Linked DNA regions of Homo sapiens: regions 1 and 3 are each linked to region 2. Evidence: chromatin loops called from intact Hi-C (ENCODE). Cell type or tissue: mammary epithelial cell. All regions are shown on one strand. Each heading gives the region's core, and the rest is flanking DNA. Links, peaks and the distances in the headings are about the cores only. Region 1 overlaps TMEM170B (transmembrane protein 170B). Region 2 has its middle 32 kb from the start of ERVFRD-1. Region 3 holds the start of LOC105374928 (a long non-coding RNA gene).

What was found. A loop is a pair of places that touch in the nucleus more often than their neighbours do. Peaks named below come from ENCODE experiments on the same cell type or tissue, not always from the same donor. Only the 100,000 strongest peaks of a DNase experiment are listed, where the experiment ranks them.
Region 1: it touches region 2 in a loop (16-fold over the local background); 59 of 110 quality-filtered maps call a loop at or near these places.
Region 3: it touches region 2 in a loop (11-fold over the local background); 2 of 110 quality-filtered maps call a loop at or near these places.

What each region holds. Positions count from the first base shown.
Region 1 is chr6:11,568,919-11,579,394 of GRCh38, reverse strand. TMEM170B (transmembrane protein 170B) reads right to left here. Exons shown (of 3, transcript NM_001100829.3): 3 at 1-3,964. The coding sequence ends at 3,834. Among named protein-coding and RNA genes, the nearest start is that of TMEM170B, 36 kb to the right of the region's middle. In mammary epithelial cell, for the core only: a CTCF peak has its summit at 3,673 (motif pointing right); a DNase peak (open chromatin) is centred at 3,684.
Region 2 is chr6:11,138,874-11,149,349 of GRCh38, reverse strand. No RefSeq gene overlaps it. Among named protein-coding and RNA genes, the nearest start is that of ERVFRD-1, 32 kb to the right of the region's middle. RefSeq lists an enhancer at 4,876-4,925. In mammary epithelial cell, for the core only: a CTCF peak has its summit at 4,807 (motif pointing left); DNase peaks (open chromatin) are centred at 3,029, 4,789 and 5,439; H3K27ac peaks cover 2,299 bases.
Region 3 is chr6:11,411,782-11,422,257 of GRCh38, reverse strand. It overlaps LOC105374928 (a long non-coding RNA gene), which reads right to left and starts at 4,895. Exons shown (of 5, transcript NR_187824.1): 1 at 4,679-4,895. LOC105374929 (a long non-coding RNA gene) reads right to left here and starts at 4,639. Exons shown (of 3, transcript XR_926485.3): 1 at 4,442-4,639. In mammary epithelial cell, for the core only: no CTCF peak of the experiment used is centred there; DNase peaks (open chromatin) are centred at 5,957 and 7,457; H3K27ac peaks cover 2,160 bases.

The DNA.
Region 1 (10,476 bases), core at 1,735-6,734, 430 kb before region 2:
CATTCATAAACAATCTCACGTAATCCTCACAATAACTACATGAGGTATTAGTCACATTTTACGGAGTATGAACTGAGGCTCAGAGAAGTTAAGTGATTTGCTCAAGGTCAAAAAGTTGACAAGTGACAGAGTCTTAATTCAATCTGTGTTGCTGGCTTGGAGTCTCGTATTCTCTTCACTATGTCACAGCCATGATATCTCAGTTATGGAAATTCTATTTAGTGGATGAACCAGGAAAATGAGAATTTGGAGGGATAACAGGCTAACTCTCAACTAAAATCAGGAAGCAAAATGTTGTCCCAAACTTTTTAGGATTTAAAAATCATCTTGCTAGCTCTTGGTGTACTCAAGGTAAAGAATTCCATCTTGGTAATTCTTGTACTTCTTACTAGAGAAAATACTTGGTAGAGCACTTTACATAGTGGATCCACACGAAGTGTTTACAAAATAGAATTATTTGCTGTATGAGTGGCAGCCTAGGTACATCAATGTGGCAGCCACATTTTCTTCATTAGAGGTTCTTTAAAGACCTTTCCCACAACATTCTGTGATTTCAAATTATCCCGTTGCTCATATCACAAATACAAGATATACAGGCCAACTCATTTCTTTATTTCTCTCATTTAAAGTACAAACAAAACCCTTATACTTTTTTGAGCAGTGAAATGTATGCTGCAAATACTAAGAAAGTATATTGGGTAACAAACTGTAACACTGTTTGGTAAACATTAAGATCTAAAGAATAATTCTGCTCCAGGCCCTGAAGATAGCCATCATTTAGGACTTCACTTATCCTAGGCAAGGTAGGCTATTACCTTGGAACTGTCCCATGGTTCGGAAGACTGCTGGTTCTCCTTCTTTTAAAGTTTTAAGCATTATTTGCAGTTTATTTGAGGCCTCCTGACTAGCTGTGATCTATGGCATTTTTAATCAGTATGTTCAACTGTAATTAGTTTGGGCATGTAGGAGTTCCTTCTTTGGGGAGCTGATTTCACTATAAACAATATTTTATTAAACATTTTTTAAATAAAGGAGTGTCCACTATAGAGGATCCTCCCTCCCTTCTTGCATTTGTCACGAAGAAAATGTACTGCTAAATCACATACGAATTTTAACAAAGTATATAACCCAAATACATCAATAAGGACTTTTGTCATGTCCCAAACAAGGGTCTCCAGCTCTATTAAGTGAAGAAAATTTTCCCAAAATTCAAAATTTTCAAACATCCTCAAACCTATTTAAAAGATCATTACACTGAACAAATTTTCCACTAGAACATGAAAGTGTTCACTGAAAAAAAGCTTTCCAAGTAGACTGTATTCATATATAGCAGCTCTCTATATACCTATATAATGATATATACGTGTGTGTATATATATCATTAAACATTTCTTGTGTCTATAGGAAAGCTACTAACTTTTTAAAAATTTCAGCATATAAATAGCTATTAAGACAATTCACAAACTCAAACTATTCAACTGCATCTCAAAACATCAAAAGAGAGACAGTTGCACAAAATCTCAATGGAAATAACTGAAAACAGCAAAGAAACCAAAAATAACCCCTAAAATTAAAAGTATACACATACACACACAATTGATAATGTAAAGCAACTTGATAATAACTGCAGGACACTCTACAAACTAATTATTAACCGTTCAATTATACTTTCATTCTAGAGTAAAAACAATAGTTTAAATCTCTTTGGTCCACACATTAGTACATTTAATGTATCCAAGTTATTTTCTTGTTAATTTTGGATTATGAATCATGCTCCATATTACTTTACCATAACTTTCTTAAATCATAAAATAAACATATGTTAAAATAAGTATTCATTCTGGAGATCTGAAACAATTTCCACATGCTATTGGTAATTCCTCTGGAAGAATACGAATGCTTTAAATTATTGACAGAATAGCCAAAGTAAAAGAAGAACACAATTCAAGTCTGGCAGAAAAGAAAAAATCAGATTGACTTGGAAAAGTTATGCCTAAATTTAATTTGTAAAAACATCAGGAATATAAAGAACACATGAAAACAATTTCAGGCCTGTACATAATAAAAATAATCAATTTTAAGATTTACTTCAAAGATCCATGCATAGTTGCTTATTATTTTTTTAAAACAAATTTCCAAGCCAGTGTTAGTAAATCTCCCAAATTGGCTTCCATACTGAGAAAAGTACTGCCTCTCCAACTTCTCATTGGTAAGTTGTGGATATACTCTGCTTCTGGATAGAGAAAAAGTGGTATGGGTAACAAAGTTCTTAAATTTGAATGTAATATAACAAAGGCCTACTTTTATAGCAAATTGGATTAAACAGCAAGGCTACCAGGTTATTTTTGGATTATCCTTAACTTCATATTCTCTGCAATGTCTCCTTTGAGTTAGCACATTATAATTGTATCTGGTGCCAAAAAAAATCTCATTAGGAGACCAGTTCAACCCTACTTCCTATACTCTTACAATTACGTATTGCCAGAACCTCTTAAAATGTTTTATATAAAGGACATTTCCACTTTTGCTATATGCCCTCACAGATTCTTCTACTAAACTTAAATCATAACTTCATATCATAAATCAAGAACTGAACAACTGAATTACTCTAATACACGCTCAGTACTGCATTGATATGCTGAGACTAATTGCCAAATTTTAAAATTATCTACTATATTCCCCAATTTTTACTTAGCAAAATTATGATGTTGCCACATGTCCAAAGTAAAATAGTTCATTACTCTTCCTATATAACTTACTTGTTACTTATTTCTACAAATGAGGTCTTTATTTCCAGAGCCTAATTTAGGCCAGTCTCTAAAAACAGTTAATACTCCAGAATGAAAGACTGTTTATGTTTTGTCAAAAATCAAGATATATGCAACACGTAATACAATCCCACTGAGATACTAGTTATAAAGATGTTTTGTCCATGAGATACAAGGCAAAAACTTTCTTTAGAAGGGTCAAAGAATGCAACATGCATTTCAGACTTTTTTCTTACAAAAATTTTTAAGAAAATCTTCAAATTACATTTTTATGACGCACAAACTACAATCAATGTGTATGACCCTTCAAGTTTCTGAATTTGTATAAACAGAATATGGATGCATGAGAGAAGCTATTAAAAGGGTGTTACTTAAGTTGGTGAAAAGTATGCACCCTATAGAGCTACTCTGAGTTCTTAAAACAGTTGAGCTAGTCTTCAGTTAAGAAGACTTATCTTCCACATCAATTAAATAACAATAATACCTAAACATATTGAAGCCCTAAATCCCAGAAACGCGCAACATTAAAAACCAAATAATTTCTCTCATATTAAACAATTCAGTATTTAGCACTCATACGGGATTTAGTGTTACCGAACAAAAATCTTAGTACATTACCTGAATTCATGTCAAATATGTTCACAGCACTCAGCTACATCTACACTTGCAAATTGTCACATGATCAATGTTAACAAAAAGAAAAGAGTTTGGCACATATATCAATACCTCAAAACGTCCCTGTAACTTAACATAACACTGTTAGGAACGATGATTTCAACACCAATGTTAACCTGATAGGCAGCTAAACAAGGTGCTTTTTCTTGTAACTTTACATAGTGTCTTAATGCACCTTGCCTGAGACAGAGGCACATAAGGTGCAGTGCGGTAGTGCAATCACTTGAACACCAGAGGGCAATCCTTCCACACAGCTCAAGGTCTTCCTTATGCTTTGACCTGCTCAGTCCACATTCTTGCACAATTTCATTTCCACTTGTTAACAATGCCGTTTTCAGGGAATCTGTACATCTGTTTCCTTATGTGAAGTAAGACATTCCCACAGAAACCTCAAAGTGTAGCGAGGATCCTTGAAAAGGAGATGATTAATGTCAGTACAGTCTGTCCAACGCCCCATACCAGCGCTTCCAAAGGGGCCATGTTCTTCCCAGCTACTCTGTAAATGCCCGCTACTGCTGCACCTAAGGAGAAACGGGAGAAAAATGAAGGGATACAGTCACTCGTTTTATAACACACTGCATGCTGCACCTTAAGAGCTCTTTTCATTTCATCAAAACATAAGTCATCATTTTTTTCTCATTTTATCCACTTTCTATGAAAAAGTTTCCCTGTGATTGGTGAAAGTTACAACTTACCATAATACACTTAGCCACTTATTTGAAAAACAGACTTTTCTATTCAACCAAAAGATATATATTTATGGTATATGCTGCATACTTGATAGCAAATATGTTCATAAACAATGAATAATTCATTATTGCAACCTCTCACCTGGGCATTCAATTAACTAGACCTCTTTAGCATTTTTGTAAACATACAGTATAACATACTGATAATTACAAGTGATAATGCAGAAAAATAACATAATTTAATGTAATTTCTAAATTATTAATAAATATTTTAATATTAAAGGTATCTTTTCTGAATAATATGAATTCTTAAATATCATGTAAAATATAATACCTGACTAATCCATCTCACAATCTACCATACAAAATAGTTCTTGCTTTTTAAATAAACCATCCGACTCTAAGTTATTTGGAGACTAGTATCTTGACGTCTAATAAGAATGGAAAATGAACCTGACATCTATTCTAGTGAGGTTCCTTAGGTAATGTACACTTCTGAGAACGGGAGAATCTCAGTGTATGAGGAACCTCAGTGCTCATCTGATTCAACATCTGATCTTCACAGACCATCCATAATGATGTGGTATCTAAGCGGCTAACTTTAAAAGTACATTTAGGAACCATAAAGGAGGAAACATTTAAATTATAATATGCCATCCCACAGATGGAGATGGCCTGAAAACTCTTTTTCTAGAAAAACTGTCTATATATCCTAAAATGGTTAGATAAAAGAACATAAGACAAAGACGAGAAGTTATCTGAAAATACTGAATTGACAATTACAATTAAGACGGAAACCTACTCATGAAAATTAGAATATAATTTTTACTTGTCAACTTAGAAAAAAATTAGCTAAAGATTAATTATTTGTACTTCACTCAAAATCTTCCAAATAAAAGTTATTGTATTGCTCTGTAAGAGATGTAAACAGGAAAAGCAAATTACTAACCTAAGCCAAGGACTTTCATATACATGTTTTAAAATAAAAGGAAATTAAAATAGTGTACTTACCATATACTATGTATTTTGCAGGAACTTTACAAATATTATCATATTTAAATATCATACCACCCCCTCAGTATTATCACCTAATTTAAAGATGAAAAAAACAGAGGTTCAGAGAGGTTCAGTTACTAGCCCCAGGAAATACAGCAAGTACAAGAGCCGGGATTTTTCAATCCAGGTTAGTCTGGCTATAAATCCCAAAATCATTCTATCACTTCATATTTATACTAAGTGAAAATGAGAACGAAGAATTCAGAGAATGATAAAGTAGCTAATAAGCATCTCAAAACTCCTAGTAGCACCAACATTTACTTAACCAAACAATGAAATCACTTGTATAATTGGTCACATATCCAAATTTTAGGATTAGATGACATTCTTTAAAAATATTAAGTATCCTACACCTTTGTTATCAGAAATTATGTTAAAATAAACTAGAGTAATACTCTTTCTCTTTGGATTCATCCTAGATTTATATGACTATCTTCCATTTTAAAAACCACATTTTAGCCTCCATCCCTCTGATACTAAGTTTTCAATCATGATCCACAGCAAGGGGAAAATCGAAGCAATTACTAGCTCAGGCTGCCTGCGAAATGGCAAACAACTGTGTCAATTCAAACGTTGCATGCTTACATAAGGTGAGGAGCATGGGTTGTAGAGCCAGGCTCCTGGATTAAAATCCAAGCTCCACTACTTAGCAACTGTGTTACACTGGACAATCACAGCCTCCCATGCCTTGCTTCCTCCACTGTAAAATAGGTGGGCACGAAGATTAAGAGATGACACTTGTCAAGTGCTTAAAACAGTGGACGATCCTAGTATGTACTCAACAAATTTTGGCTAGTAGTCGTCATAGTAGTAAAGGATAAAGATAATTCCAATCAGTGATTCACCATTCAATAAATGGTGTTGGAATGACTGGTAGCCATTTCAAAAAAATAAATTTAGGTCCCTGCTTCACACCATTCCCCAAAATAAATTTCAGATGGATTAAATAACTAAATGTTAAAAACAAAAGTACACATCTAAACTTTAAAATGTAAGAGAATTATGTTTATGATCCTAGGAAAAGAGATCTTAAGACCACAAAAAAAGGGTAAAACCCATAAAGGTTTCACATCAATGAACAGACTGGAAAAATATTTGCTATATGCAAAACAAACTGATGATTAATATTTAGAATATAAACACACATATATACATGCATAAACACACACAATCAATACAGCATTTCTGTAATCAAACAAAAACAAAACAAATGTCCACCATCAGTTGGAGATAAACTATATGAAGTCCATACCATGAACCCATACAATTTCAAAAGGAAAATATAGATTTGTATGAACTGAAATAAAAATAACTTAGATATATCATTTAGGTAACAAAGAAAATAAAACATAAAACAATACATATTCTCTACTAGTACATACATACATATGTATGTGTGTATGTATGCGGTATGTATGTAAATATGTATGAATGAATGTAATGCATCAACAAATATCTGGCGGATACATACCAAACTGAAAATAGGGCTTACTTCTGAGAAGAGCACTAGTTTGAGAGTGTTGGTCAAAAGGGGCTTTGCTCTATCTATAATGTTTTGAGTTTTACATAATGAATATAATCATATATTACTCACGTAATAAAATTTTTAAACTCTAACTTAACTTCTATACCTAACTTGCCTAAAACACCCCTAAAATTCCAAGAAACTTTCATCTTAAATGTCAGGATATGAAAGATATTTCATTTTAAATGCCAGGATATCTTTCAATCCTATTTATCAAATAAAAATATTGGTATACAATGAAAAAGTTAAATAAACTCTTGATTTAAAATAGCAGGGCATAAATATATTATGGAATATAGTAGGAAATAACTATATTCCTTGTATGCAGCTATAACTTATTCATTTTCACTGCCATACAGAATTCCAAGTATGAATATACCACAATTTATTTATCCATTCTATGGCCAACAACATGTCTTTGTTTTCAGTCCTTTACAATCCCAAACACTGCTCCTGTGAATGTTCTTGTCTACGACCCCTAGCACACACATGCAGTCAAGAGTTTCTCCATGACCCACGGGTAAAACCAGAACTGCTCAGCCCTATGGTATGGGCCTTTTCAACTTGACTAGATAGTGCCAAATTATTTTTCTAAATTAGCTGTACCAATGTGTATTTCAGTTACTCCATATCCTCAGAGGCAGGTGACATCCTTTTTTGTTTTTTAATTTTTTTTGCCAATCTAGTGGGTAAGAGATATTATCTATCTGATTAATTTACAAATCCTTGGCAATTAATGTGATTGAGTTTCTCTTCACATATTATTAGCCATTAGGGTTTCTACTTCTATGAAATGCTTAAGTCCTTTATTCACTTTTCTACCGGGTTGTCTTTTTATAACTTGAGTCACAGGGTTTTTAAAAAATATATAGTCTAGATATTAATCTTTTTACAATTATATGAAGTTATATATTATTTTAACAAATATCTTACCCCAGTTTGTTCTTTAGTTTTCACTCTCCTTAGGGTGTCTTGCTGAACAACAGCTAGTTGAAAGAGTACATTAAGATCTTTATTTTCTTGGTGATTTATGAGGCTAATATATGCAGGCATGCAGAGAAGTGGGATAGGGTTCTTGAAATAAATAACGCATGCGGATCTGCCACTGTCAACAGTGGCAAACATGATCAATTAGAAATAAGGAAAGATCCCAAATGAAGTGGAGAAAGCAATACTGCCAAGATGATCTGAAGGTGAGTAAAATATACAAAACTACAAGAACGAAGGGGAACAGGAGAGTCATCAGCAGACAGAAAACACTGATACACAACATCAAGTGCCTGCAGATGAGCATTCCAATGAAAAGTGATGTGATCTGCCCTGTGTATTTCCTGACAGAAAGCAAATGATAGCCTGTGGTCCTAGCGACTCAGGAGGCTGAGTTGGGAGGATCACTGGAGCTCAGAAGTTCAAGGGTACAGTAAGGTATGAGTGTGTCACTGCATTCCAGCCTGGGCAGCAGAGCCAGACTCTATCTCTAAAATGGAAAAAGAAAAAAAAAAAAAAGCAAGCATATGATAAAGGTTAAGGGTGAAGAGGCACAAAGAGCTATGGGTGGAAAAACAGAAAAAAAAATAGAACAAGGTTAAGGCAAGAATTAGTTTTGATAATGTGTTGATTCTATCAGTTTGCATAGTTAGATCGAGGTTGGCAAACTACAATCCACAAATCTGGCCCACCCACCTATTTTGTACAGCATGCAGGCTAAGAATAGTTTTCACATTTTTAAAGTGATTTTTTAAAATCCAGAGATTAACATTTCATGATACATGAAAATTATATGAAATTCTGATTTTAGTGTCCATCAATAATGTTTTCTTGAAATACAGCTGCACTCATTTCTGATACTGAATTATCTTTGCATTCCAAGAATAGCAATTCCTAAGGTTCTGGTGTAGCCCTCATCTTGTTTAGCAACAAGATTACACTGACCTCTGCAAACAAGCTGTGCACAGCTTTTATTCTTTCTATTTTCTGCAGTAACTTGGATCAAATATGAACTAGTTGTTCTTGAAAGTTTGGTAGAATTCTCCTGTAAACCCCTTTGGGCCTGGAGTTTTTTGGAAGAAGGGTTTTTAATATTGCAATTGGCAAAAATAATTATTTTCCTATTCATATGTTCTATTTCCCCTTATGTCAAATTTTGACATTTTATATTTAGGTATAGCTGTTCATAAAACTATTTTATTTTTATAATTCTCTATCTTTATTATTGAGATTTAGTATTTCTTCTATTATGCTCTGTATTTTACTCTTCTGCCTTAACCCTTTTTTCTTAGTTTGCCAGCAGTCTATTCATCTTATCTCTCCAAAGAACCAGTTTTTTGTTAATCTTTCATATACCTGACTTACAAAGCTTAATAGTATTTCTCCACACCAATAAAACTAAACAATGTAATCAAAAGATATCCATGCACAATAGCCATAACAGGAGTTTGGGAATTAACTTCATAAAAAGTATACAAACTTCCTATTGAGAAAAGCATTTTTAAACTCTAATAAAAGACGTAAAAGATGATCTCAATAAATAGAGCTACACTACATGTTCTTGGGTGATATAATATGGCAATTCTTCCCAAATTATCCTCTATATTCAGTTAAATCCTAATAAAAATCATTATCATACTTTTTGAGCGATCCAGTAGACATAGTCTAAAATTTATATGAAAGAATAAAGGCCCATCAACAGCTGTTAACTTTGAGAAAGGAAAGTAACAAGAGGGACCTATTCCTGACAGATATTAAGATATACCACAAAACCACTGGGATTAAAAAAAAAAAGTGACCTTTCTACAAGAATAGATAAAAAGACCAATGAATCAGAATAGAGTTCAGAGACAGATCCCTGTACTTTGAGAATGTAATATACAATAAAGGTGGCACTACAAATCAACAAGGAAATGATGAATTTTTTAGTGTTTGGCATGATAAAAACTGATTTACTATATGGCAGTGGGGGAAAAAAACACATAGAATCCTATCTAATACCTAAAACAAAGGTAGACTCTATATGGAGGATAAATTATGGCCTGAATGCCCGATGCCTCTGTTGTAAATAGAAATAACGTTTTACTGAAACAGGCCATGAGCATTCATTTACATATGTCTATGGCTGCTTTTGCACTACCTTGGCAGAACTGAATAATGTGACAGAGACCACTAGCCTGCGAAATCTAAAATATTTATTACTTGGCCCTTTACAAAAATGTTTGCCACTTCCTGCTACAGGTGAATTAAAGACCTTAATACAAAAGGAAAAACTGTAAAATTAATAGAAGAAAATATATCAGAATATCTTTTGGCAATGGAATGGAGGATAACTTCTTTAATAAAATCTTTAAGTATAAACCATAAGACAAAAACCCTTTCAGTTGATCATGTCGAAACTAAGGATTTCTGCTCCGTAAATGATATCATGGATGAAGGTAACTGATAAAAGACTGAGATAAATTATTTGCAAAGTCCAAAACCAACAAGAGGTCAATATCTCTAATATATAAAAATATCTGTAACCTAATAAAAAGGAAACAAGAATACCAAAAGAAAACCACAGAATTTAAAGAAGCAATCTGTAAAAAAGAAAACCTAAATATATAATAAACATAAGAAGAGATGCTCAAATTCACTAATAATCACAGAAATGCAAATTAAACCAACAATGAGAACTTACTTTACACTTTTAGACTGGCTAAAATTAAACAGCTAAAATTAGACATTATATAGAAACCAGTTTCTCCCAATTCTGGTATTAACTAAAAACACT
Region 2 (10,476 bases), core at 2,769-7,768:
CAGCACTTTGGGAGGCTGAGGCGGATGGATTGCTTGAGGCCAGGATTGCTTGAGGTCACTCTGGGCAACATAGTGACCAGCCTGACCAACATGGTGAAACCCCATCTCTATTAAATACAAAAAATTACCTGGGCGTGGTGGTGGGTGCCTGTAATCCCAGATACTTGTGAGGCTGAGGCAAGAGAATTACTTGAACCCGGGAGGCAGAGGTTGCAGTGAGCCGAGATTGCGCATTGCACTCTAGCTTGGGCAACAAGAGCGAAACTCTGTCTCAAAACAAAACAAAAACAATGGAGAGCAAAGAAACCGGGAAACATGTCGGTATAGCTCAAGAAGCTTCAACTCTTAAATATGCAACAAAAATGATAATGATGACTAATTAATGACTAATAGTAATTACTTAGTTAAAATTAAGGTGAACAAAAGTATTCAACCCCAATCACAAGAAAGGTGGATAGGATGAAACGTTTACTACCTCCTGAGGTCCTGGTGTTGAGGAGCGAACATTATTGTCTGTCTTCAGATTTTGTTGAATGAGCAACTTTGTTGAAAGAAAGAAAGAAAAGAGAAAGAAGGAAGGAAGAAAGGAAGGGAGAAAAAAGAACGAGAAAGGGAAAAAAAGTAAAAGAAAAAAGGAAAGAAAGAAAAGAGAGAAAGAAAGAAAGGCCTACCAGTGACAATCAGGCTTTTTAGATGCAGGCAACAGAAACTCACTGGGGCTGATTTAAGCAGGAAAGAGGTTTATTAGAAAGAATATTGGGCCAGGCATGGTGGTTCATGCCTGTAATACCAGCACTTTGGGAGGCTGAGGCTGGCGGATCACTTGAGCCCAGCCTGGGCAACATGGTGAAACCCCCTCTCTACTAAAAATATAAAAACTAGCTGGGCATGGTTGTGCATGCTTATAGTCCCACCTACTCAGGAGGCTGTTTGGGAGGATCAGTCAAGCCTGGGAGGCAGAGGTTGCAGCGAGCAGAGATCACACCACTGCTCTCCAGCACTGGGCAACAGAGTGAGACCCTGTCTCAAAAAAAAAGAGAGAGAGAATATTGGATATCTCACAGGATCAGTAGGAATATAGTCAAAGGAAGCACTAGTAGGACCAATACCACGGTCAGGGTGCGGAGCTGGCCTGGTGATGACACGACAGCCCTCACCTCCTGCATGGCCCACACCACATCAGCACACACGCCACCCTAGAACCCCTCGGGGTGGGCAACTCAAGCCACTGCAACTGCCACTGCAGATCCGGAGCAATGTCTCTGTCAGGCAGCCTCCTGGGGCTATGAGCTGCTACCCCCTCAAGCACGGGTGGGAACATATGGCTGTAGGGACAAGGTGATGTGCTTGCACCATCGCTGCAGTGCAGGGAAGGAAACCAAGGTCTGGAATTTTATGTCTTTTTTTTTTTTTTTGAGACAAAGTCTCACTCTGTCGCCCAGGCTGGAGTGCAGTGGCACACTCTTGGCTCACTGCAGCTTCCGCCTCCCGGGTTCAAGCAATTCCAAGTAGCTGGGATTACAGGCGCATGCCACAATGCCCGGCTTTTTTTTTTTTTTTTTTTTTTTTGTATTTTTAGTAGAGATGGGGTTTCACCATGTTGGTCAGGCTGGTCTTGAACACCTGACCTTGTGATCCACCCACCTCAGCCTAATTTTCCTTTACTGAGAGAGATGGGCTTGGCCTCCCAAGACACATGAGGTGGGTAGACACACGCGTTTCCTCAAGCGATCGTCCACTGAACCACCCCAAAAAATTGACATAGGTCCACTACAACATGAAAATAATTTAAATAAGAAATCTAACTTCCTGTAGAGGAGAAGGTGAAATAAGGATAACTTAAGACAAAAGAAGATAGGAAGAGAGAGGTGCAGGGTAGTATTTGTTACCTAGGACTGCAGTAGCGAAGTACCACACACTTGGCAGCTTAGAACAACAGAATCTTGGCCAGGCGCAGTGGCTCACACCTGTAATCCCAGCACTTTGGGAGGCTGAGGCAGGCAGATCGCCTGAGGTCAGGAGTTCAAGACCAGCCTGACCAACATGGAGAAACCCCGTCTCTACTAAAAATACAAAAAAATTAGCCGGACATGGTGGCACATGCCTGTAATCCCAGCTACTTAGGAGGCTGAGGCAGGAGAATCGCTTGAACCTGGGAGGCGGAGGTTGCAGTGAGCTGAGATCGCGCCATTGCACTCCAGCCTAGGCAACAAGAGTGAAACTCCATCGCAAAAAAACAAAACAAAAAACAGAATCTTATGCTCTCACTGTCTGGAGGCCAGAAGTCTGAAATCAATGCGTGGGCAGTCTGTGGCCTTCCACGGTTTGTCAATGTCTCTGTCCTTACATGGTGTTGCCACTCTGGGGCTCTGAATTTCCCTGTTCTTATAAGGACACTAGTCATTGGATTAGGGCCCACCCTAATCCAGTATAACCTCTTCTTAATGTGATTACATCTGCAAAGACCCCATTTCCAAATAAGGTCACAGTCACAGGTTCCAGGTAGATGTGAATTTTGGAAGGACACTATTCAAGCCAGCACAAGGGGTACAGAGAGGATAGTAATCACCTGCAGGGACACATATTAAAAATACAGCTTCTTAGTCCAGACCTCCCGAGATTCTCATTCAGTGGATTTCAATAAGAAAGGGCCAAGAATCTGCACTTAGCAAGCACCCAGGTGATTCTGCATGCTGAGAACACTTGCCTAGAAGGAGGGACAAGTGAGAGATCTCCTGGAGGTGCCAATGGAAAGCCACAGGATACAGGGGACCAGGGAAGGCTGCATGGAAGAGGTGGCCCTTGAGTTAAAGGTGAGAGGTCACCAGGCAAGGTGACTGGCATTTGCAGCAGCATGGGGCAGGACTGATGGATGGATGGTGTGGGCTAGGAAGGAACCAGCCTAGAAAACAGGCCGGGGCCCTGGGCTTCTTTCTGTGTTTCATTTTTTGGTCTGGACAGGAGCAGAGGACTTGTTTTTACATGTAATCACTAATGAGTATGAGTTAACCTGACAACACTCAGTGCAAGATTTGTTATGTATTTGGGTTTGTTTTGTTTCTCAATCAAATTAAATGTGACTCTGAGTCTACTTACCAGGGTTAGTGAGACATTCAATGTAAGTCATTACTGGCAACATATCTCCCTCTCCCTAAGAGCCTGAAGGGTCCTCCACAATCCAGAAAACTTAGCAACAGCCTGCGCTCTTCAGGTTGTCAGCGCTGTCACTGAGATGCTCGTCATCCGGCCCTATGGGGTCCACCTTACTGCTCAAAGCATCACTCCCTGGGTCCAAGGTGGCCACAGAAAACATGGCTACAGTTTCCAAAGCCAGAGCTTAGCATTCAGATACCGAGTATCCGCAAGCCACCCTCATTAGAGACCTACCACCTTCCAGACTATGTGGACACGGGGTGCAGGTTTCTACTATTAACCCCTGGGAATCCAACCACATTGCTCACAGGCCACTTGCTCTTGTTAAATGCACCTTTCCTCCAAACCCTGTGCAAGTCCTCCTTGCTGGACAATCCAGATTTAGAACCCCAGTGAGCCCAAACCTGTTGAGTCCGTATGGAGTGAGGGAAAGCCAGTGCTACACCAATACTCTCTCATTAGTTTATCCAGCCAGGTATGCTCATATAAATTAGGGTTTCATCTTGTGTTTGCATTTGAATATGCGTTCATTTTCCTTTGTGCTGAATGACATACAGTGATTTGAATGCTTTAAGTATCTCCCCTTCTCTAAGCAACAAGGCAGAAGCCCAGGGTTTGCACTTATCACATCCATGGCCAAGAAATTGCACTTCAATTTCTTTACCCGTGAAGTAAGGATAAGACTTTTCCTTCCTTCCTTACCCCTCACAGAGCTGTGAAGTTCAATGAAGGCAGTATACGCGAAAGGAGTTTGCAAATGAGAGGTACTTCAACACAAAGCTTTACTATTTTAGGCCGGGCACAGTGGCTCACGCCTGTAATCCCAGCACTTTGCAAGGCCGAGGCAGGCAGATCACCTGAGGTCAGGAGTTCGAGACCAGCCTGGCCAATATGGTGAAACCTCATCTCTACTAAAAATACAAAAATTAGCCAGGAGTGGTGGCTCATGCCTATAGTCCCAGCTACTCTGGAGGCTGGGGCAGGAGAATCACTTGAACCTGGGAGGTGGAGGTTGCAGTGAGCCAGGATCACACCACTGTACTCCAGCCTGGGCACAGAACAAGACTCCGTCTCAAAACAAAATTAAAAAAAAAAAATAAACTTTATTATTTTCAAAACATCTCACCAAAGGTAGGGTTTCTCTGACTCCAACAAATAAATATGTGAGCCTTTGAATCAATCATCCTCTCCTCACTCATTTTCTGAAATGATTTGCTTTCTGGAGTTCTACACAGGGAGATAAAATTCAAATGCTATTTGGGAGCGCTCCTTTTCTCTCCAACTTCAAGCCTTCATCAGTAGGTGTCAGAGAGACTGTAAATATTGTCCCCTGACTTGGCTTTAGAGGGAGAAAAAAGATGCCCCTGTGTGGCCAGAACAATCCTGGTTTGTATCTGTTGTCCTGGCCCAATGATGTATAGTCCACTCTCCTCCCATTCACTCTCAAGTGCTCCAGTTTGATCAACAGCTTCTATGCTCGCCCCAGCCGCTTTAGGTAAAGAAGGCTAGGTAAAATGCCTATGACACAAAACAGGGTGCCACATAATTACCAAACAAATTTCCATCCAGTGACACCCTTCTAAAGGAGCACACCCCTGACCAGACCGGAATAGAAGGCGTCCTCACCTGCCAACTCTTGAAAACTGTCGCCACCTCGTGGTCACAAGCTGCTGTTCCAGCAGCACTGGACAGGATCCTTTGACCTTTGCAGAAGAGATGAAGGAGTGAAATGGACACAGAAGATGCAGAATTAGGGGGCTTGAAAAATATGTATCTCATTAACATACACTTTTGTGTTTGCTGATTAAAGAAAATCGCCACTTTCAGGAGATTCTCATTAGGCAGGAATAAGGCATCTTTTATATTTTACACTCTCAGATTCCAATAAAAAGATTGCAGGCTAAAATGTTATTTTGATATAAGTTCTACTTTATATTGAAATATTGTTTAATTAATTCAACATAGTGGGAATGGTGGCACTTAATTTAAAAAAATCCACCAACAAATGTTCAATTCTTGTCTGGGATCAGGCCACTGAGGGAAAGGAAGACTTCTCTGTGACAGTTTGTCTTTCCAGACAAACTCTTTGTCTGGAAAGGGGGCTGTGTTCAAAGAACACTTCCCTGAGAAAGTGATTTGTGTGCTGAAATTGAAAGAAGGACTGGAAGATAAGGAGAGAGAAGGCAAGTTTGTGAGTGAGGGGCACGGCCAGTGGAAGGATCCAGTGAGTAGGGTGGGGATGTCTGAGTGAGGACAGCATGTTTGCGCAACTGAACGATGACTCATGTGGCCATGAGCATGTAGAGTAAGAGGATGACGAGGCAGCAAATGAAGCCGTGCAGCATGTCACCGGCATGTCGAAGCTTTTCTACCTTTTTTCTAGGAGCAATGGGAACCTATTCACATGTTCTAAGCAAGAAGACAAATTTGAGTTGTGAAAAGCTCATTCTCGGTAACGATAAGAGAAAATACTAAAGATGGGCTGTAGTGATTTGAAACAGCCACTACTGCAGTGGCCCAAGTGAGCATTATCATGGTAGGGAATAACCGATATATGCTGGGCACACTTCTAGATGCTTTGTGTATTGACTCATTTAAGCCTTACAAAAGCCCTATGAGATAGGTACTACTATTAATACCCATTTTACAGATGAAAAAAGAGGCATACAGAAGTCTAATTTCACAGACCACAATTTATGTCTAATTTTATGACCACTACATTACCTGGCCTACAGACAGTAATAAGAAAATGGAAGAAAGTATATGGTTTCAAGAGCTACTTCAGAAGAAAAATCAACAAGACCTGATGATGTGCTGGATATAGGACATCAGAGAGTATCAAGAATGATACCCAGGCTGACGACTTAAGCCACTGGATAGGGACACTGGAGGAACACCAGGTTTGGAGAAAGTCATAAGCTTGACCTTGCAGATGCTGAGTTTAACCAGTGTTTAACTGACTGAGAAGGCAGTTGGCTCAAGAGATAGAAATATGGAGCCAGGCACAGTGGCTCCTGCCTGTAATCCCGGCACTTCGGGAGGCCAAGGTGGGTGGATCACCTGAGGTCAGGATTTCAAGACCAGCCTGGCCAACATGGTAAAACCCCATCTCTACTAAAAATACAAATATTAGCTGGGCGTGGTGGTGCAGCCTGTAGTCCCAGCTATTTGGGAGGCTGAGGCAGGAGAATTGCTTGAACCCGGGAGGCGGAGGTTGCAGTCAGCTGAGATTATGCCACCGTACTCCAGCCTGAACAAAAGAGCGAGACTGTCTCAAAAAAAAAAAAAAAAGAAGAAGAAGAAGAAGAAAGAAGGAGAGGGAGAAGATGAAGAAGAAGAAGAGGAGGAGGAGGAGGAAGAGGAAGAGGAAGAAGAAGAAGAAGAAGGTTTCTACACTTAAAAAGATGAATAAGGAGAAGGGAGGGGGACAGTGAAGTTACTGATTTCTTACTATATATTAATATGCTTGATGGGTATTTTAAAAATTAATCCTATGAGATAGATATTATCATTCCCATTTAGCAGACCAGGAAACAGGGAGGTTAAATAAATTTCCAACTGTCAAGTTATAGCATTTGGATGGGATCTCAGTTCTTCTGACTGAGATCCTAAGATCTGGATTGGCCATTTCCACTGGTCTTACGCGCACCTGGGATTATGCCCAAACTGTCCCCTCAAATACATTCCACCCCAGTGTCCAGCAGTGATTCACCATTGACTAATCCTTGTCTTTCACTTCCTGTATCTAACCAATTATCAAAACCTGTCAAATTGACTCCCATCAGTATCTCTTCAATTTGTCCCCACTACCACCAGCCTTGCAGACTCATGTCATCTTTTGCATAAACTACTGCAATAGCCTCCTGTTGGCACAATTTCTTCGAAAGTCGGATCCAAGCAACATCACTCTACAATATATGTCAGTTGAACACTTGCTCTTCAAGTTTTTTCTTTATTTTGCTTCTAGCACCTTACTATCCTTCATGTATATTCCAGTTCTCTTACCAGTCCTTCTCAGAGTCCTTAATGAACTTCTTTCACCAGTCTCTTTAAGAAATTTTTACCAACCTCTTTGAGAAATACCAATGTTCTTTAGAGGCCTGAGTCTCAGTCTGTTTTGTATTGCTATAAAGGAATGCCTGAGACTGGGTAATTTCTTTCTTTCTTGTTTTTTTTTTTTTTTGAGACGGAGTCTCGCTCTGTCGCCAGGCTGGAGAGCAGTGGCGCAATCTCGGCTCACTGCAACCTCCACCTCCCAGGTTCAAGTGATTCTCCTGCCTCAGCCTCCCAAGTAGCTGGGACTACAGGTGTGCACCACCACGCCCAGCTGATTTTTGTATTTTTAGTGGAGACAGGGTTTCACCACGTTGGCCAGGATGGTCTCCATCTCTTGACCTCGTGATCTGCCCACCTTGGCCTCCCAAAGTGCTGGGATTACAGGCGTGAGCCACTGCCCCCAGCCTCTTTTTTTTTTTTTCTTTCTTTTTAAAAAAAGGTTTATTTGGCTCTTGACTTGACTGGCTGGAAGACTGGACATCTGGTGAGGAACTCAGGCTGCTTCCATTCATGGCAGAAGGTGAAGGGGAGCCTGCATGTGCAGGATTGCATGGAGAAGAGGAAGCAGGGGTTGGGGAGGAACTGCCAGGCTTTATTTAACAACTAGCTCTCTTGGGAACTAATACAGCAAGAACTCACTCGCTACTGAGAGAATGGCACCAAGCCTTTCGTGAGGGATCTTCCCCTATGATCCAAACACTTCCTGCTAGGCCCCACCACCAACACTGGGAATCAAATGTCAACATGAGGTTTAGCGGGGACAAATATCCACACTGTTAACAGCCTTAGTTCTTTTTGTGCTGCTATAACAGAATACCTGAGACTGGGTGATTTATAAAGGACAGAAATTTATTTCTCACAATTCTGGAGGCTGAGAAGTCCAAGATCAAGGTGCTGGCAGGTTCGGTCTCTGGTTCCAAGATGGCATCTCCTTGCTATATCCTCCGCAGAGGAAGAACACTGTGTCCTCATATGGAAGAAAAGAGAGCCCACACCTGCGGATCACCTGAGGTCAGGAGTTCGAGACCAGCCTGGCCAATGTGGTGAAACCCTGTCTCTACTAAAAATACAAAAATTAGCGGGGCATGGTGGAGGGCACCTGTAATCCCAGTTACTCGGGAGGCCGAGGCAGGAGAATCGCTTGAACCCGGGAGGCAGAGGTTGCAGTGAGCCAAGATCGTGCCACTGCTCTCCAGCCTGGGAGACAGAGTGAGACTCCATCTCAAAAAATAAAAAAAAGGGATCCCATGCCTGAAAGCCTTTTTTATAGTGACATTAATCCATTCATGAGATCAGGGCCCTCATGACCTGAACACCTCCCATTAGGCCCCACCTCCCAACCCTATTGCATAAAGTTTCCAACACATGAATTTTTGGAGGGAACAAAAACATTCAAACCACAGCAGTGTCACCTTGGGTCTCTTCTTATTCCACCCCCCTACCCTGGGGAATCCTATTTTTGCATACAGCTTCAAATGCATACACATAGTGATAACACTGAGTCTGTGTTTTCAATCCATGTCCCTCATACTATTTGTACAACTGGTTATTTCTGTCTACGTAATATCATATAAGCACCTGAAATTCAAATATGGTATGCCCAAAACTGGACTCCTATCTTCCACCTCCCTATGCCCAATCCCAAACCTACTTCTCTTGCTGTATGCATCCCCCCATGTTATCAACTGCTAAATGTTGAAATCATCCTTCATTTCTCCTTCTCCTTCACAATCTAATCTCAAGTCCTATTGATTTTTCATATCCTCAAATTTCCCATGGTCATTGCTCCTTTCCAGTCTGCCATTAGTTTTGTTTTCTTGCTTGGACCAGTTAAGAGACATCCTGTTTCCATCGTGCCTCCAACCAGTCCTCCTCCTTGCAGTTAGCACGAGCAACTAGTGCAGATGCCTGGAAGATTAGTCGACTACTCAACATATGTTAAATAAGCAAATCAGTGCTCTCTGTTTAAAATAGTTTAGTAGTCTCTGTCCCATATGACATGAACTTCAAAGCCTTTGCCACTGCACACAAAGTCTTTTTGTGACCTAGACTGTACATCTCTATTGTCAAAACAGTGGACCCCCACCCCCACCCCCGGACACGTGCATTCTCTATTTCAGGAATGACCAACTATCTATAGTTCTCCAAGCAAGGCACCTTCCCATGACACTGCCTGTGCACATTCTTTTATCTAGAATCCTCATCCTCTACTTGGAAAACTCCAACTCCTTTCTTCAAGATTCTTAGTGAAGCTTTTGCTGTCCTTCCCTCCTTCCTCCTCTAACCCCCACAAAGTTCTTTGTAAACAGCATCATTCTTACAATCCAGCTGAATTACTTACACAAGATAAACTAATGCACTTGTAGAGATGCCCAGGGGGTGGGAGGCCAGGATGAGGAAAGAGCATTCTCGAAGCTCCCCCAGAACATTCCTCTTCCATTTTCAGGAAGTTCCCTCCTCCTTTTAAGAGCCACCAGACATAACAGACCTTAAGATAAGTCTTCCAAGTCCCTGACATGGCCCCCAAGTCATAGTTACCTTCTCCATTCCAACTGTAGCCATCATGTGGAAAATATTAGTGGCCATTCTGAGGCTCACATCATATGCTTAAAATGAGTCACTGTTCTCAGATTCCCCTTTTCTATGGCTGTATTTAGTGTCATCACTCAGAACTACTTCACCTAATTTCCATCCCAAACTTATCATACACGTCACATTCATTTTATCTTCAATTCCCTATCCCTTTCCTTTCATCCAGTTTACCAGTGCCTTACTGATCCAACTTCTCTCATGACGCAGCCCAAATTCCAGGGCCAATCTCCAGCAATCTCTAATGACCCTGCCCTTCAGACACACCTGCCTTGCAAAATCCAACCCTAGCACAATCCACTTCTTCCCATCCTACATTCTTGGCAGCTGAGCACTCCTGGAGAAGTCACAACTTGCCCCAGCCAATGAAATTCATGGTTTTCTTTCTCAATTGCATTCTCAAAGAAACTCCTCCATCTTTTTACTTGGCTTTGATGAGTTTCTTCAATCTTCCTGGTGGTTAATACTAACAAAAATGTGAAACATGATCTGTGGCAAACAGGTTAACAAAACAACCTTGAGGGTGTTGAATACAGCATGGGAAGAAAACAATAAGGTAAATGTAATAATGTAGCTCTAACACTATATGTGTGTGTGTGTGTCTGTGTGTCCTTTAATGCTATATATATGTCCTAAGTCATTTACTTTCATGGCACTAAGAAATATTATTGCTATTCT
Region 3 (10,476 bases), core at 2,901-7,900, 270 kb before region 2:
TTTTTGACGTAAAGCATTATTTTGTCTGATACAAGCATGGCTACCCTCCAGCTCTCTTTTGGTTTCCATTTGCATTAAATATCTTTTTTATCTTTTTCTATCCCTTCACTTTCAGTCTATGTCTGTCCTTAAAGGTCAAGTTAGTTTATTGTAGGCAGCATACAATTCAGTCTTATTTCTTTGCCCATTAACCACTCTCCTATCATTTGATAGGAGAATTTAATCCATTTACATTCAAGATAATTACTGATAGGCAAGGACTTACTACTGTCATTTTGTCGATTATTTCTGGTTGTTAATGTAATAATCTTTTGTTCTTTTCTTCCTGTCTTGCTGTCTTCCTTTGTGATTAGATTATTTTTCTCTAGTAGTATTTTTGATTTCTTACATTTTATCTTTTGTGTATCTACTATAGGTTTTTGCTTTGTGGTCACCATGAGGCTCACATATAACATCTTTTAGTTTTAATAGGCTATTTTAAGCTGATAACAACTTCATTTTGATTTCAAACAATAGCACCACACTTTTGCTCCACCCTTCTCCATTTAATGTTTTTGATGTGACAATTTACGTCTTTTTATATTGCATATTACTTAAATTATTGTAACCATTATTTTTAATAGTTTTGTCTTTTAACTTCATACAAAAGATATGTGATTTACATACCAGCACTACAGTATTAGAGTATTCTGAATTTTACTGTATTTTTTTTACCAGTGACTTTTATACATTAAAATGTTTTTCTGTCACTAGTGTTCTTTTCTTTCAGTTTGAAGAGCTCCTTTTAGCGTTTCTTATAAGATAGTTCTTGTGGTGACAAACTCCCTCAGTTTTTGTTTGTCTGGGAAAGTTTTTATATCTCTGTCATTTCTGAAGGCTAGCTGTGCAGGGTACAGTATTCTTGATTGGCAGCTTTTTTTTTCCTTCAGCACTTGGAATATATTATGCCACCCTCTTCTGACCTATAAGATTTCTAGTAAGAAATTTGCTGCTAGCCTTACTGAAATGCCCTATGTGATTTTTTTTTTTTCTCTTGCTGCTTTCAGGATCCTGTCTTTGATTTTTGACAATTTTATTATGTTTTGCTGTAGTCTTGTTTAGGTAGAATTGAATTAGAGAACTTTTGACCTTCCCATACTTGGATATTTACCTTTTTCTCCAGGTTTGGAAAGTTTTCTGCTATAAACTTTGCTTTAAATAAACTTTCTACCCCTTTGTCTTTTCTCCTTCTTGAACTCCTAAAACTTAAATATTTGCTCTTTTGATGCTGTCCCAAAAATCTCATAAGCTTTCTTCATTCCTTTTCATTGCATTTTATCCTCTGTGTATTTTAAAGTAATCTGTCTTTGATTTTGCTTGATCAATTCTGAGTCTTTCTTCTGCTTGATCAATTCTGCTGTTGACTTTTTTTTTTGCATTTTTAATTTCATTCTTTTTTCAACTAAAGAATCTATGTTTGATATTTTTTAAATGATTTTAATCTCTTATGTTGGTCATTTATTGTTCTCCTGATTTTTGTTCTGTTTTCTTGAAGTCTGTTAAACTTCCTTAAGACCATTATTTGGAATTCTTTGTCACCCATTTCATACATCTCCATTTCTTTAAGGTTGGTTACTGGTGCTTTACTTAGTTCTTTAGGTGGTGACATTTCCCTGATTGTTTTTGATCCTTGTGGTTGTACATTGGTGTCTGTGCATTTGGAGAAGTAGGTTATCTCCTACTTATTCTTTGCAGACTGGCTTTGTCTGGGAAATCCCTTCACCAGTCAGTCCCCTCAGAGATTCTAGGAATGCCATCTGTCATGGTCCACAGGTAGGCTTGCTTTTGGAATCCTTGGGCAAGCTGGCCTGGTACCTGGATCAGCAGGTAGGTGGGCCTAATGCCTGGGTCCAGGTTAGGTCTGGAGCCTGTAGCCAATGTAATATACCTGTTGACTGAGTCTGAGAGGATGTACTTGTAGCCTGGATCTGCAAGGGTGGGCCTGCAGCCTGTATCTGTGGGGTCCTGACTTGAAGCCTGGGTCCCCTGTGGCTGACCTGGCACTGGGGTAGACCTTGAGCCTGAGTATGGAGGGGCCATCCAAGTGCTGGGATGAGCCTGGTGCCTGAGACCACTAGAACCTGAGTCCACAGGGTCTGGCCTAGTGCTGGGGCAAGACTGGAGCCTCAGTCCATGTGAACAAACCTGGATCCTGGGCCTATGGGAGCTGTTTTGGAGCCTGGATCTGTAGTGTATCCTGGAACCTGGGTTTGCTGGAGCAGACCCAGGGGACCAGCTTGGAGCCTGGAGCTGGCTGGCCATGTGCTGGGGCAGGTATAGAGCCTGGAATTGCAGTTATTGGCCTGTGCCTGGAGCCACAGGATCTGGTCTGGAGTCTGAGGTTGTGGGAACCAGCCAGCACTGAGGTTTACTGAATGAGTCTGGACCCTGTGTCTGATGGAGTATGGAGCTGCATAGGCCAGCCTAGAGGGTGGAGTTTCAGAGACCAGCCTGACACTGGGCAAGCCTGGAACCTGTGTCCATGGGTGCTGGCCTGGCACTTGGGGCCAGACGTGTCAATCTGGTGTTGAGGTGGGCTTGAAGCCTGGAGCTGTGTGGACCAACGTGGCTCTGAGCTAACCTGGAACCTCAAGCTGGCCTGGTGTTGAGTGGGCCTGAAACCTGGGACTATGGGACTGGCGAGTCCTGGTTCTAGGGAAGGCCTGGAGACTCAGTCTATGAGGGCTGGCCTGGCTCTGGGGCAGACCCAAACCTTGGGGCCACTGGGGCCACTGACACTGGGACCAATCTAGAGCCTGCGACTGTTAGAGTAAGCCTGGTGGTAGAGCAGGGCCAAGGATCAAGTTCACCGAACAGCCTGGAGCTTGAGGCTGCAGGATCTTGCTGGTATTGAGGCAGGAATGGAGACTCCATCCTCAGGTACCAGCTTAAAGTCTGGGGCTGTCGGACCTGCCCAGTACTGGGTTTTACTGGTGTAGGCCTGGTGTTGGGGTTCAAGACAAAGTCCAGTGCTCACTCCCCTCTCCTTTCTTCAAGCAGAGGGTATTTCTCTCTATGCTGTGTTGCCTGGTGTTGGGGGATGGATGATGCAGGTAATGTAAAACTGTCCTTCCTACTCTCTTCAACGAGTCTTTTCTTATTTCTGTGCTACACACAGAATAGGTGCTGTTATCTGTCACCTGGTTTTCTTAGCTTTTGTGAAGGTATTTTTGTGCGTGGATAGTTATTCAGATTGAAGTTTCTATTTGGGGACAAGTATTGCAAAGTCTTATTCCACCATCTTGCTAACATCTCAACAAAGAAAGTGTTTAATTCAGTTGGCCCCAAGGAATTTTAAAGGAATTTGTATGTTATATTTACAGAAGACTCATCTAAGGAGGCATCAAGATTATATTAGTAAGTACATGCCTTATATACCCAACTCTGCTTCAAACAAGAACAATGACAGGAAAATACGAATAAGTAAAATGATATAAGCAGGTTTAAAGCAAGACAAAAATTTCTATGAACCACACCAGGCACCTGGACCGGAAAACAAGGCAGTCAGTAGTGTATACACAAATCTCTGGGCCTACTTCTGGGGCAGGAAGCAAGCAAAGACATCTGGGAATTTGGCTCATCTGAAGTAATGGTAATTAAAATTACTCTACATAAAATGGCAACAGGAATCAAGCCAGAGATTGGGATAGAAATCCCCCTAATTTAAACAAGGAAACAGAAAAGTCTTGGGAAGTTTCTGCTAATTGTTTCCTGGGAATATTGCCTCCTTGGTAGGAAATAAAACAGCCTCATTTCCAGGATCTGAAACTGACTGCTGGTTCTATGACCAAATTGGCCATAAGCCTTAGTCTTTGATATCATAATCTTTGAGGTCATAATCCTTAAATTATATGAAGTTCAAATCTGCAACATAAGACATGTTTTGGTTAAGGAGCCCCAGGAAGCTAGGTGGAGGCTATCACAAAACTAGAGAGGAAAGAGTAGGAGAGAAGAAAAACAAAAACCAAAAAGGCTTAACTGTTTCTTAAAATGAGCCTAGAAACCATAGTACCAAGATAAAGAAATGCTATGCAAAGCCAATATAAATCACCAAGAAGAAGCCGCCTTTGACTAAAGTACAAGAATAGTCTGACAAAGGCTTTTAAATAGGCACATTTAAGGTAATAAAAGAGAAGTTAAATAATATCCACTGAAAATAAGATATAAAATTGGCAAACAAAAATAAGAATAAATTAAGCAAAACAGGTAGATCTAAAAAATGTAAAAAATTTAAACACAAAAAAACAAATTTATTGGAAAAAATCTTGGTAGAGAGATTGTATAGAAAGTACAAGGGCACTACAAGATACTACTGAGGATTTCACTGGAACGCATCACAGAGACAAAGAGAAAAAAATAACAAAATAAAGGACTTGGAGGATAAACGAAAGATCTGACTTACACACGGCTAACAGAATTTCCAAAAAGGTAGAAAGGCAATATTTGAAGAGGTATTTGCTGATGCTTTTCCAGAGGTGAAGACGAGTCTTCAGAGCAAAGTCCAAGCACCCAGAGGTATAGATGGTAATTGTACAAGATAATATATGTAGTGAAACTAGAAATCATTGAAAACAAATAGAGAGGGAAACCCTTCAAAGCTACTAGACATAAAAAGACAGGTTACTTACAAAGGACTTACAGTTAAACTGACAGCAACTGTAGTTACCAGTGAGAGGTGACAATGTACTAGCAGCCCTCGTTTGCTCTTGGCGTCTCCTCGGCCTCAGCGTCCACTCCAGCCGCCCTTGAGGAGCCCTTCAGCTCGCCACTGCACTGAGGGAGCCCCTCTCTGGGCCAGCTGAGGCCGGAGCCGGCTCCCTCTGCTTGCGGCGAAGTGTGGAGGGAGAGGCGCGGGCGGGAACCGGGGCTGCGGCACGGCGCTCACGGGCCAGCGCGAGTTCCGGGTGGGCGTGGGCTCTGCAGGCCCCGCACTCAAGAGCGGCCGGTCGGCGCTGCAGGTGCTGGGCAGTGAGGGACTTAGCACCTGGACCAGCAGCTGTGGAGAGTGCTCCGGGTCCCCAAACACTGCTGGCCCACCCGCGCCACGCTCGAATTCTCACCGGGTTTCAGCCGCCTCCCAGAGGGGCAGGGCTCGGGGCCTGCAGCCCGCCATTCCCGAGCCCCCCCCATGGTGGGCTCCCGCGCGGCCCGAGCCTCCGCAACGGGCACCGCCCCCTGCTCCGTGGCGCCGGGTCCCACTGACCGCCCAAGGGCTGAGAAGCGCAGGTGCGGTGCGGCAGTGGTAGGCAGCTGCGCCCGTGACCCGGCCAAGGGATCCACTAGGTGGAGCCTAGGCAAAGCCAGTTGGGCTCTTGAGTCAAGTCCTGACTTGAAAAACTTTCATGTCTAGCTGGAGGATTGTATATGCACCAATCAGCACTCTGTGTCTAGCTAATCTGGTGGAGACTTGGAGAACTTTTGTGTCTACCTAACGGATTGTAAATGCACCAATCAGCACTCTGTGTCTAGCTCAATGTTCGTAAATGCACCAATCAATGCTCTGTGTCTAGCTAATCTAGTAGGGACTTGGAGAACTTTTGTGTTTAGCTAAAGGATTGTAAACGCACCAATCAGCACTCTGTGTCTAGCTCAGGGATTGTAAATGCACCAATCAGCACCCTGTCAAAACAGACCAATCAGCTCTCTGTAAAATGGGCCAATCAGCAGGATGTGGGTGGGGCCAAAGAAGGGAATAAAAGCAGGCTGCTCCAGCCCGGCAGTGGCAATTTGGTTGGGTGTGCTTGTACTCTGTGTAAGCTTTGTTTTTTGGTTCTTTAAAATAAATCTTGATGTTGTTGATTCTTTGGGTCAGCATTGCACTGCTCTTGTGAGCTGTAACAGTCACTGCAAAGGTCTGTAGTTTCACTCTTGAAGCCAGCAAGACCGTGAAAGGGTAATGAACAACTCCAGACACATCACCTTAAGAGCTATAACACTCATCAGGAAGGTATGCAGTTTAACTCTTGAAGCCAGCAAGACCACGAACCCACCAGAAGGAAAAAACCCTGAACCTGTCTGAACAGCTGAAGGAACAAACTCCAGACCCACAACCTTTAAGAACTGTAACACTCACTGCAAGGGTTTGCGGCTTTACCCTTTAAGTTAGGGAGACCAAGAACCCACTGATTTCAGTCACCAGAGGATTTCAGGAAAGAATCATGCTCAAAATGTTCAGTAAAATTAACTCAGACTAAAGTTTTATTCCCCAACTATGATTTAAAAAATGAGAAGAAATAGGCCAGGTGGGGTGGCTCACACCTGTAATCCCATCAGTTTGGGATGCTGAGGTGGGGTGGATCATAAGGTTGGGAGATTGAGACCGTACTGGCTAATACGGAGGAAACCTGTGTCTACTAAAAATACAAAAAATGAGCTGGGGGTGGTGGCACGTGCCTGTAGTCCCATCTACGCAGGAGGCTGAGGCAGGAGCATCGCTTGAACTTGGGAGGCAGAGGTTGCAGTGAACCGAGACCACAGCAGTGCACTCCAGCCTGGGCAACAGAGTGAGACTCCATCTCAAAAAAAAAAAAAAAAAAAAAAGACAAAGGCAACTTTAGACCTTTAGACTCTTAAAGAGCCTAGAGAGTTTACCATTAATTGATGCTCATGAGCACAAATATTAAAGGATATATTTAAGCAAAAAGAAAAGTCGACCCAGAGGGAAGGCACATAGGATACAAGAAAGAGTGGTAAACACAATATTAACAAATTGTCGGTTTATTAATTTAATGTTGACAATTTTAAAAGCTAGTTTAGCAATTTTGGGAAATCTTTAAAATCTCTAGGAGGTAGTTATTTAATAGGTAGTTAAATATACCCAGGGGTTTTGTAACATTCAGGAATTTTCTCAATAAATTTAGATGTTAGGAAAAATATTATAGTTGAAGATTAGAGATGGTAATTGAAATACCTTAAAATGATAGAAATGCTTCCAAGCCAACAGTGGGGGGTAATATTCATGAAGGATATTATTAAAAAACAGCTTTATCCAAAAGAAGGCATGGAAATACATTTTTTAAATCCAATAAAAATGGATAGTAAAAGGAAAATAGGGTAGTAGAAATAAATGCAAATATATCAGTGATTATGACAGTGAAAATGAATTAAATGCATCTGATAAATGACAGAAACTAACAGATAGAGCTTTGTAAGCTAGCTAGTTGATGTCTATAAGAAACACTAAAAATCTCCAGCACAATCAGACAGAAAGATTGAAAGTAATGGGAAAAGTGAAAACTTGCAATTAATAATTGTTAAATAAGTAGAAGGCCATTAGCCTGAGGCTGTGTTGATTCTTTGAATTCCTACATAACAAACTGCAACCTAACTTAGTGCGTAAACAAACTGAAACTTAATTTAGGAGTTCAACAAATAGCTGAGTTTCAGCCAATCACAGGCAGCCAACTCATTATGCCATGCCCAAACAGGAAAGTGCCACATCACACCAGGTTCAAATAAAGTTGAAGTTTACCTGTAACCAATCAGGTGATTTCTCTACTTTGCTTCTGTGTTCAGCCTGTAAAAGCTTGCTGCTTGCATTGCTAGGCAGAGCTCTCTGAACCCCTTCTGGCTTGAATGCTTCCTGATTCATGAATCTTTCTTTGCTCAAATAAAGTCTGCCAAATTTAATTAGTCTAAAGTTTTTATTTTAACATAAGCAAAGAAATTTTGTGTAACAATATCAGTATTAGACAAAATAGAATTTCAGACATAATGCATTAGTAAGAGTAAAGATAAGTACACATGGTAACAAAAATTGAAATTCACTAAGAGATAGGAAACACAAACATATCTGGAAAACTTTTGACATGTCTTCTTAGGTAACTCATGAGGACAAAAAGGGAAATCACAGTAAATGTTGCAAAATATTCAAATACCTACGTATTTTAAGCCTATGATTTTAGGGACATAGACATTTATGACAGAATTAAAAAATATTTACAACAGAATAAAAGTACTACCTATAAAAATGTTAGCTGTAAGTGCTTCTTAAAGGTAAACATGTAATTTTAATTAAATTAATTAATAAAGTAAATATAATTAAGTTTAAGAAAGAGCAATCTAAAGAAGTTTTAAGAAAGCAGAAATTAATAATATAGAAACAAGAGAAGCAGTAGAGAGGATGAAAAGAATCAATACCTGTTTTTTAAATGACTTCACAAAAATATAATTCACATACTAGTTCGCTCATTTAAAGTGAACAATTCAGTGATTTTTAGTATATTCACATAATTACACAACCTTACCACAATCTAATTATAGAATATGTTCATCACCCCAAAAAGAAACCCTGAGCTTCTCCTAGAAATCACTAGGCAATTAGTCACTACCTAGAGGTCACTAGGCAACCACTAATCTTTCTTTTTCCTTACACATATAGTAATAAAAATTAACAACAACAACAAAAACTTTTCACAATGAAAAGCCCAGGTGCAAGTGGCTTCACTGGTGAATTCTACCAAACATTTAAAGAAGAATGCCAACCCTTCGTAAACTTTTCCAAAAAATAAAAGATGAGAGGCTTTCTTCTATAAGACCAGTATTACCTGACACCAAAACCAAAGATATCGAAAGAAAGGAAAACTACATGCAAACTCTGTAATGTGACAAGAAATTTTGGCATCATTCAGCCTCAAAAGTCAATTCTGTCATCCAGCAGTAAGAAAGTTGACCATGAAGAACGTGCATTATATGCACGCGTCTAAGACTTCTTAATGGCGGCAAGTTTGATTTGCCCACATTGACATAGATGGGTGCATGCCCACAAGAGGGAGCCTCCAAAAATGGCAGCTGGACTTAGATTCCATGACACTATATATTCCATTCCTATTTGCACACATAGCATGTTAAAGTTTGGAAGCTCCTCCCCTTTGAAGGAAATGCACTAGTTTCATGAACGAGAGCAAGGCCACCCCATGAATAACTGTTGAACTAAGCTGTCAGGATGTATTCATTTTCACTCTCAGAGATGCTTTCCTCATTATCACCCACAGCAACTCAGTCCCCTGAGCTTTCCTCTCCACTCCTTGTCAAAGTCTCTGAGAATGTTCATTTACATTAAAGTATAATGAATAACAATACAAAAAAATATTTCAGTCAGATTATGTGCATTTCACCAAAGATTTGAGCTTAAAGCTGAAGACTGGACATTGATCTGTTATCAGACAATTTTTAAAAATTATTTTTTGGTAGAATAGAGTCTTGCTATGATGCCCAGGCTGTTCTCAAACTCCTGGACTCAAGTAATCCTCCCTTTTCAGCCTCCCAAAATGCTGGGATTACAGGCATGAGCCACCATGCCCCTCCTGTCATCAGACAAGTTGATAAGGACAAATTTAAGGGGAAAAACCTTGTGAGTACAGACAGCCTCTGATTTTCCTAGTACCTAAAAACAGTACATTTACCAAGAATCTACTTTAACTCTGATGCCAAATTCTAGGAAACTGGAAACAAAGAAGTAAGCACTCTTGGTATGCCTATTTGCATATAGCGCCTGAAATTTGTCCAGCTATACATAGAAGAGGTTCTGTAAGCAAAAAAGGTACACAAAGAAAACATATTTATCCGCAAGTCATGTTTTCTAGATGAATCTTGTGTTTCGTCCCAAAGATATATATTTAATGAAGATTATTGAAAACCTTTGTAGATGCAGTCTCAGAAATATGTATAAATGACTTTAAAACTCCTGTTAATTTCCATAACACGTGACTCTCAAACAGACCTTTATACTCCTTTAAGGATTTAAAAGACATTTCTAGTATCTGATAAACAGTCACTTTAAATCACAAGTATTTACCACTATAATCACGGGGGAATGTGTGGCTCAGCCTCTGAAAGCCCCATTTCCCTCCTTTGCCCCTGAGATTAAGAGCATCCAAAAGACAGGTATTGTGTTTGCTCTGGGACCATGCAGTCCCTTAATTCCCATTGGCACCATCTGGACTAATTCCATTTTAAGACCAACTAGGTGGGGTCTCTAATCACTGGCAGATCTCTTATCACCAAGTCAGATCTCTGCAACTACCAATGGCTTAATCCTTCTTCCCTTGCAATGCCATATAAAGTGTTAGTCCTCGGCTGTTCTAGTAGAAAAATAGCAGAAGGCTGCAGTGTAGGAAATCTGATGAAACACAGAGTGACCTCATGAGTTAAAAATGGGGACAACCAAAAAACAAAATGAATGGTGGAAAGAACTTAAGTTTCTATTAATGTCTTTAGGTTACAAAAGTAGGGCAAAGGGTTCACAGGAAGGCAAATGTGTAGATAGAAGCCAACAAAAAAAGAGCATTCAGTGGAGGAGTACTTCTGGGATGGCGCTGGGAGACTGCTCATTTTATTTTATTATGTAATAAAAAGGAAAAATGGAGGTGTTTTTGTTCAAGAGGATCAGACCAAAGGGGTATGCAGTATACGCTGTGAACTCATTCAGAGGAACCA